Regions from separate parts of the Mus musculus genome. Here region 2 is linked to region 1. Evidence: chromatin contacts called from ENCODE Hi-C or POLR2A ChIA-PET data. All regions are on one chromosome and are shown on one strand. Each heading gives the region's core, a stretch centred on a gene start or an enhancer-like site at or near the end of the contact. The rest is flanking DNA. Distances are from core to core; before and after follow the strand shown. Region 1 overlaps Ctsb (cathepsin B). Region 2 holds the start of Neil2 (nei like 2 (E. coli)).

Region 1 (2,924 bases), core at 259-2,758:
GGGTTAAGTGGTAACTACAACAAAAAGCAAGTTTTTTTTTCCAGACTAGTTTCATTGTGGTTATCTGTCGGTCACACAGCAAACCATGACCATGTAGCTTGTTTTAAGCCATACAATTGGGGGTGATCTATAAAACCAGTACAGCTCTTCATACTTGGTTGAGGTACACAAAGCATAAAAATCCTATTGAAAAAGCATCGGCTGAGGACAGGACCAAGGAGAGCTGGCCACATTACCAATGTCGATGGATGCAGATGCCTTGGGAAAAGGTAGCTTTCTCCAGAGAACTGCACTGGGCCATTGACGAATGCCTGCCACAGACCCAGAAGTGACCAGCTTCAAGATGCAGCTGAGAGGTGGCATTTGTCCTCTCGTGAAGTGTTCGTTCTTTTGGAAGTCCTGCAGTCAAAGCCCTTGGGTCCTCGGATGCTGGGATGGGGATGGGGGTGGGAGGTATGGCAGGCAGAGCCACAACAGCAGGCACTACAAACCGCACTAGTCTAGGGAGAGGCTAGGATGCAGACTGTGATCACTGTCGTGGGATGGGCTAGGAGGAGGCCAGGTAAGGACAGTGTTTGGAGGGTAGCTCTGATGGCAGGCAGCTCTGGTCCAGTCGTCCAAATCTTGCCAAAAGCTTCATGCATGTTAGATGAACTCAAAGAATCAAAGACTCCCCTGTCTACCTCATTCCCTGCCAGGGCCGCTAAATTTTGGAAAAAGCCCCTAAGGACTGGACAATGAAGTCAAAGCAGATTAGAATCTTCCCCAGTACTGGTCAGTGCGTGGGATTCCAGCCACAATTTCTGATTCAATGCCACAGTGGTTCTCTCCTCTGAGGATTTTAAAGAAGCCTGGGATGGAGAAAAAGTAGATGCTTTCAAAGTATGCTCTGAGCTTGGCCTAACCCTTACTATGTTCATAGGATGCCCCACTCTGTAACCCAGGTTGGCCACACACTCCACCCTTAGCCTCAGCATCCTAAGTGCTGGGACCACAGGAGCCAGGGTGAGCTACCTGACACCCAGCATCATCTGAAACTATCAGTTCTCGTCACATGCTGCTCATGTGATGGAGCTCTGGGACTCACAGATGGTTCTAGACCAAAGGATCTATACATTTAGGTAGTCAGGTCCACACCTCAGGCCACAGAGGAGCAAAGGGGCTATGATGCTCTGGCCCTTAGCTGCTTATGTAGTTTGAGGAGGGGGACTGCCACTCACCATTATCACCCCAGTCAAGGTTCCAAGAGTTGGCTGCCAGCCAGTAGGGAACTCCATTCTCTACTCCCCAGCCCAGGATGCGGATGGCGTGGCCACCCATCATATCACCGGCTTCATGCTTGTATACTCCTGAAGAAGAAAAAGGCAGTTATCACTGAACACAGCTCACTGCCTGCTCACAGATTCCCAAGACAGCTAGCCACCTAGTCAGAATAGGCTGACAGGAACCAACTGGTCTCCTACACTGAAATCTCTAGAAAGCTGGAGGAGGGCCTCAAGATGAGCACTTGCTAGCATGTCAAGGTCCTGGGTTGGGTCTCCAGCACCCATAGTCTTTATCAGGGAGCTTCGGTGTGTGGTTTGAACAAGAGTGGCTCCCACAGGCTCATGTTTGAATCATTTGTTACCAGGGAATGGCACCATATGGAAGGATTAGAAGTGGCAGAAGGGGGGTGGAGGGGAAGTTGCCTGGTGTGTCACTGCGGGCGTGGGGTTCCTCTATCTGTCTCTGTGGTACCCCTCGGCCCTGATACATGCACACACCTGTGCACCAAGGTGTAGTTCTCAGCTACAGCATGTCTGGGGAGCTACACTCCCTGCCATGATGACAGTGGACTAACCCTCTGAAGATGTAAGCAAGCCCATATTAAATGCTTTCTTTTTTAAGAGTTCCTTGGTTATGGGTCTCTGCAGAGCATCAGAACAGTGAGTAAGAAAAGAAGTGCCTCTTCACAGCAATAGAACAGAATCTATGACAAGGGTATCCACGGTATTAGGAGATTACATAGATTGTGTGTATGTATGTATGTATGTATGTATGTATGTATTATGCATGCATATATATATATATATATACACACACACACACATATATATATACAAACATATATATATGTGTGTGTGTGTGTGTGTATGTATATATGTATGTATGTATGTATGGAGGTTGTGTGTGTGTGTGTGTGTGTGTGTGTTTGAGATATGGTCTAAAAAGCCCAAGTTGGCCTCAAACCTCAAAATTCTGCCTCTGCTTCCTGAATGCTGGGATTACATATGGGTGCCACTATATCTGACTTAAATGTGTGTGTATATACTTTTTTTTTTTTAAGACAGTGTCTTATTAAATATCCCTAGCTGGCCTGCAACTCACTGTGTAACCAAGGTAATCTCAGATCTGCCTGCCCCTACCTTCTGAGTGACAAAATCAAAGATGTACTCTACCATTCCTAGCACTTCCAAAAATATTTCTGGAAGCCCAATACACTTAAGAATGCAAATTTTAAAAAGCGGGATCCTACAAAAATATTATTAGGTTGGCTTGAAAATAAAGGTTCTGATAAACTTTTAAGTTATGAAGCAAACTTAAAATCCAAAGGCCAATTATTTGTTTTACACCCTGAGATTCCATGTCTGGGTTCATCTGTGAAGCTTTAGATAGCTTTCAGAGTTCCTGCTTTGCTGGGGTTCACTGGAGGGGTAAGGTAAGGGCGCAGGCCACTGTCGGCTGATCGAAGCTTGGGTGTTTAGAGATCTGGTCAACCAGGCTTTCTACTTGCTTAGGTACAGGTGCTGTGATGGCTGTCCTTGGTTGTCAACTTGACTACATCTGGAATTAACTAAAAGCCAAATGACTGAGCACACCTGTGAGGAATTGTTTTCTTAATTAAACCATTTGAAGTAGGAAGACCCACTTCTAATGTGGATCTG
Region 2 (2,999 bases), core at 420-2,919, 52 kb before region 1:
GCTCAGAAGAGATCTCTTAGGTGCACAGCTCCAATTCCACCAGATAAGGCAAGGCTTATCTTTAGGATATGGCTTATAGGTAGGTAGGAGTGTGTGTGTGTGAAAGCTGCCACAGGGACATACTGTATCCTGCAGAAGATGTGAGTCTCCCAAGATGCCAGATACCGAAAGTGGGAACACATGCCCCGGTCCTTATATACACAAAAAGAAGGGACCCCCTCCTGCAAATGTCGCACCTTCAAGCTCACCCTCTGCCTTGAGGGGAGCTTTGTACCTCTGAGATACTAGAGGCCTCCTCTCCTTACTTCCTATTCTTGCCCTACAGTCAGCGATATGGTAGAAGGCTAGCTGAACCCCTCCTTGAAGCAGGGCTGTCTCCCCCATGCCGGCCAAGTTCAGAGACTGACACCTTAGCCACTTCCGAAGGCCACGGAGTTCACCAAAGGTCTCTTGACATCCTGTACAGTGCTGGCTCCAACCGTTCTTGGCGACCTATTTTTTGAATAACCTGGTATCATCTTTAATCTCTTAAGAAAACACTTCAATACACAACGTTTTAAAAGCGTATAGTATAAACTCAAAGATGATTAAAATAATACAAAGCAAAAGTAAATAAATCTCACTCTTTAAAAGTGTTACAGGCCAGGTGTGCTAGCCGTGTTTAAAAATCCCAGTACTAAAGGAACTAACTTTGTCGGTTCATGCACGAGTTCAGGACTAGCCAGGCTTTGTCTCAAAAATACAAAACCCATACAAAAAAACCTTCGCGAAGGGTGTGGAGAAACTGAAATGTCTGCCTTGGCCTGAGCCACTCAAGACCTTTGGATTCTGAGCGCTTGCCTATTCTCAGTACCAGTCCACTCTTTCCCAGGCAAGCCTGGGAGAGGAAACGGGGAGACTTGAGATGGGGAGGGATAACTCAGAGGTATGGTGACTCTGGAGGGTAGGCGAAGGTGCTCCCAGAGTTATTTCCCAGAGAAAGAGCTTGAATCACGGTGGTGGTTTCAGGAGGGGAGAGGGAGGGGGCGATGGTAGGGGTGGGGAGACAGAGAGATGAGCCTCCAGTGGTCACCCCGGGAAGGAGACCGCAACATCCCTCCTACTTGCAGGGGGAGCCCAAGTAGAGATGCCTCCATCACCCATCCCGAAGTGAACCCCCACCTGCAGCGCCTCCAGGGAAGAAACCTGAAGCTCCTCATCAGGGATGTACCCCACCTTCAGCATCTAACAGGAGAGGAATCCGCAGCTCCCCACCCACCTCCAAGACCAGCTCGGCCCGGGGGAGGAGCCCTTGAGTCCAGGAAGTAGCTTCCGGTCCCCTCCGGGGAGGAGCCAGCGGAACCCCAGCTACCGGGCTACGGACCCCGTGCGCTCCAATGGCTGAACTCGTCCTCCCCGCCCTGGTCTGGAAGGCGCAGGTGGATGGTGACTCCTGCTGCGACTGCTGGGAGCGTACATCTTCCCGGGACCCACCTGGGGCTGCGTCAGCCTCCTCCCTGCCCTCTGTAGCCCACACGTGCACGTAGTTAACACTTGTTTTCACAGAAAAATTAAGCAGTGTCTCTTCTGGACATGCGCAGCCTGGTTGTAAGTTTGTTTTTGTTGATCACGTTGCCTTCCGACTCCCTGAGCCCTCGTGACCCTCATGTGTTCCCTCCCCCTTCGGAAGGGTTAGGAAACGCTGTGGCCTAAGACTTTCTCCTGGCTCCTGGAGAAAAGGGACCACGTCCTGCGCAGCCTGGCCACCTCACCCTAGCGACGAAGCCCAAGGTTCTCTCTCATCAGCTCTTCCCATTCTTTTCCTGTCCATCAAACCATACCTAGGGGCGGAGAGTTGTTTGTCTGTTTTGAGACAGGGCCTCTGTGTAGTTGTGTGGCTGGCCTTGAGGGATTAAAGGCTTGCCGGAGAGATTTAAGATTAGGGCTGCATGCTGCATCATACTGGCGGTATTTTCCAGAACTTTCTCTGCCGGTAGCCAGGAAGACTGAACTTAGAGGTGGTTAGGGTACCAGTGCCTGGCAAGCTGGCTTCCAGCCCGGCAGCTTTCCCTGAAGGTCAGAGTAGGTGAACTGTTACCACATTTCCGAGTGTGTGAATGGGAATCTAAGCGCAAATGAATTTAGTTAAGCATCGTTGAGGCCGTAGCCCAGTTGGTAAAGGGATGCTTGCAAGATGCCCTGGGTTTGAGCATAAACCAGGGGTTGTGATGTGCTGGAGACCACTCATACACAGTGGCCTCTAGGCCAGCTTGGCATTTGAAATATAGGCAAACCTGTCTCAAGATAGAAAGAAAAATCGCATAATTGATTGTGTTATTTATGAAGCTACGAGAATTTTCAGGATGTCTGGGGCATCCTGATTCTTCGATTAAAGTATATTTTAAATGTCTTAGTAGGGAGGAAGTTGTATATGGCTCACACTTGGGAGACTGAGGCAGAAGGATTGTTCAGAGTTCAAGACCAGCCTGGGCTACAGAGTGAGGCTTAACAGCCACCCTGGCTTTTAGAAACACTGCAATAATAACTACCCGCTGTATGCCTTTGTTGATTTTTACCTCAATTTATGAGCGTGGTGTTGGTAAGTGGCGGGTGAGGTTAGGTAGAGCTTTGAGTGGGGGATGGGAGGACAACGCCTGCTCAGTAAAGTCTGGGTGTAGGCTACCCAGGCGATCTCATCCTGGTGGCTCCCGGTGACTTTGGATGGTTGAGGACAGAGAGGGGAGGGGTGACGTGTAGACCTGCCTGGCTGCTGTCTACTTGTCATGCTTCCGAGTTCTGCCAGCACTGTGGTTACAGATAGAGAACCATTTCTAGAGATCACATAACTAGTTCCGATCTCCTTTACCTGAGGTGGTCCCGAGAGAGCCAGATCCAAGTATGGATCAGTCAGAAGAGAGTTGGAATGAACGTTTGAGGACAGCTAGGACTACGTAGTTTCAGCTCACCTAGAGCTATGGAGTAGCAAGACTCTGTCTTAACCAACCAAACAAGGAGTGGCT

What was found. Hi-C counts contacts between places; a loop is a spot of excess contacts on that map. ChIA-PET counts read pairs that join two places held with the same protein, here RNA polymerase II (POLR2A).
Region 2: POLR2A ChIA-PET joins it to region 1 with 11 read pairs in embryonic stem cell. The contact joins the promoter of Neil2 here to the enhancer-like site in region 1. A Hi-C loop is called at or near these places in 2 of 37 maps with a recorded cell type or tissue (T-helper 17 cell and regulatory T cell). POLR2A ChIA-PET finds 5 or more read pairs at or near these places in 2 of 5 experiments (both embryonic stem cell).

The regions. Positions count from the first base shown.
Region 1 is chr14:63,140,159-63,143,082 of GRCm38, reverse strand. Ctsb (cathepsin B) reads right to left here. Exons shown (of 10, transcript NM_007798.3): 9 at 1,221-1,349; 10 at 1-851. The coding sequence ends at 754. Among named protein-coding and RNA genes, the nearest start is that of Gm51283, 8.7 kb to the left of the region's middle. Within about 2 kb of position 1,508, at least 1 of the 3 ENCODE cell types and tissues checked has a DNase peak (open chromatin) inside an H3K27ac peak, as active enhancers do.
Region 2 is chr14:63,192,195-63,195,193 of GRCm38, reverse strand. It overlaps Neil2 (nei like 2 (E. coli)), which reads left to right and starts at 1,669. Exons shown (of 5, transcript NM_201610.2): 1 at 1,669-1,770.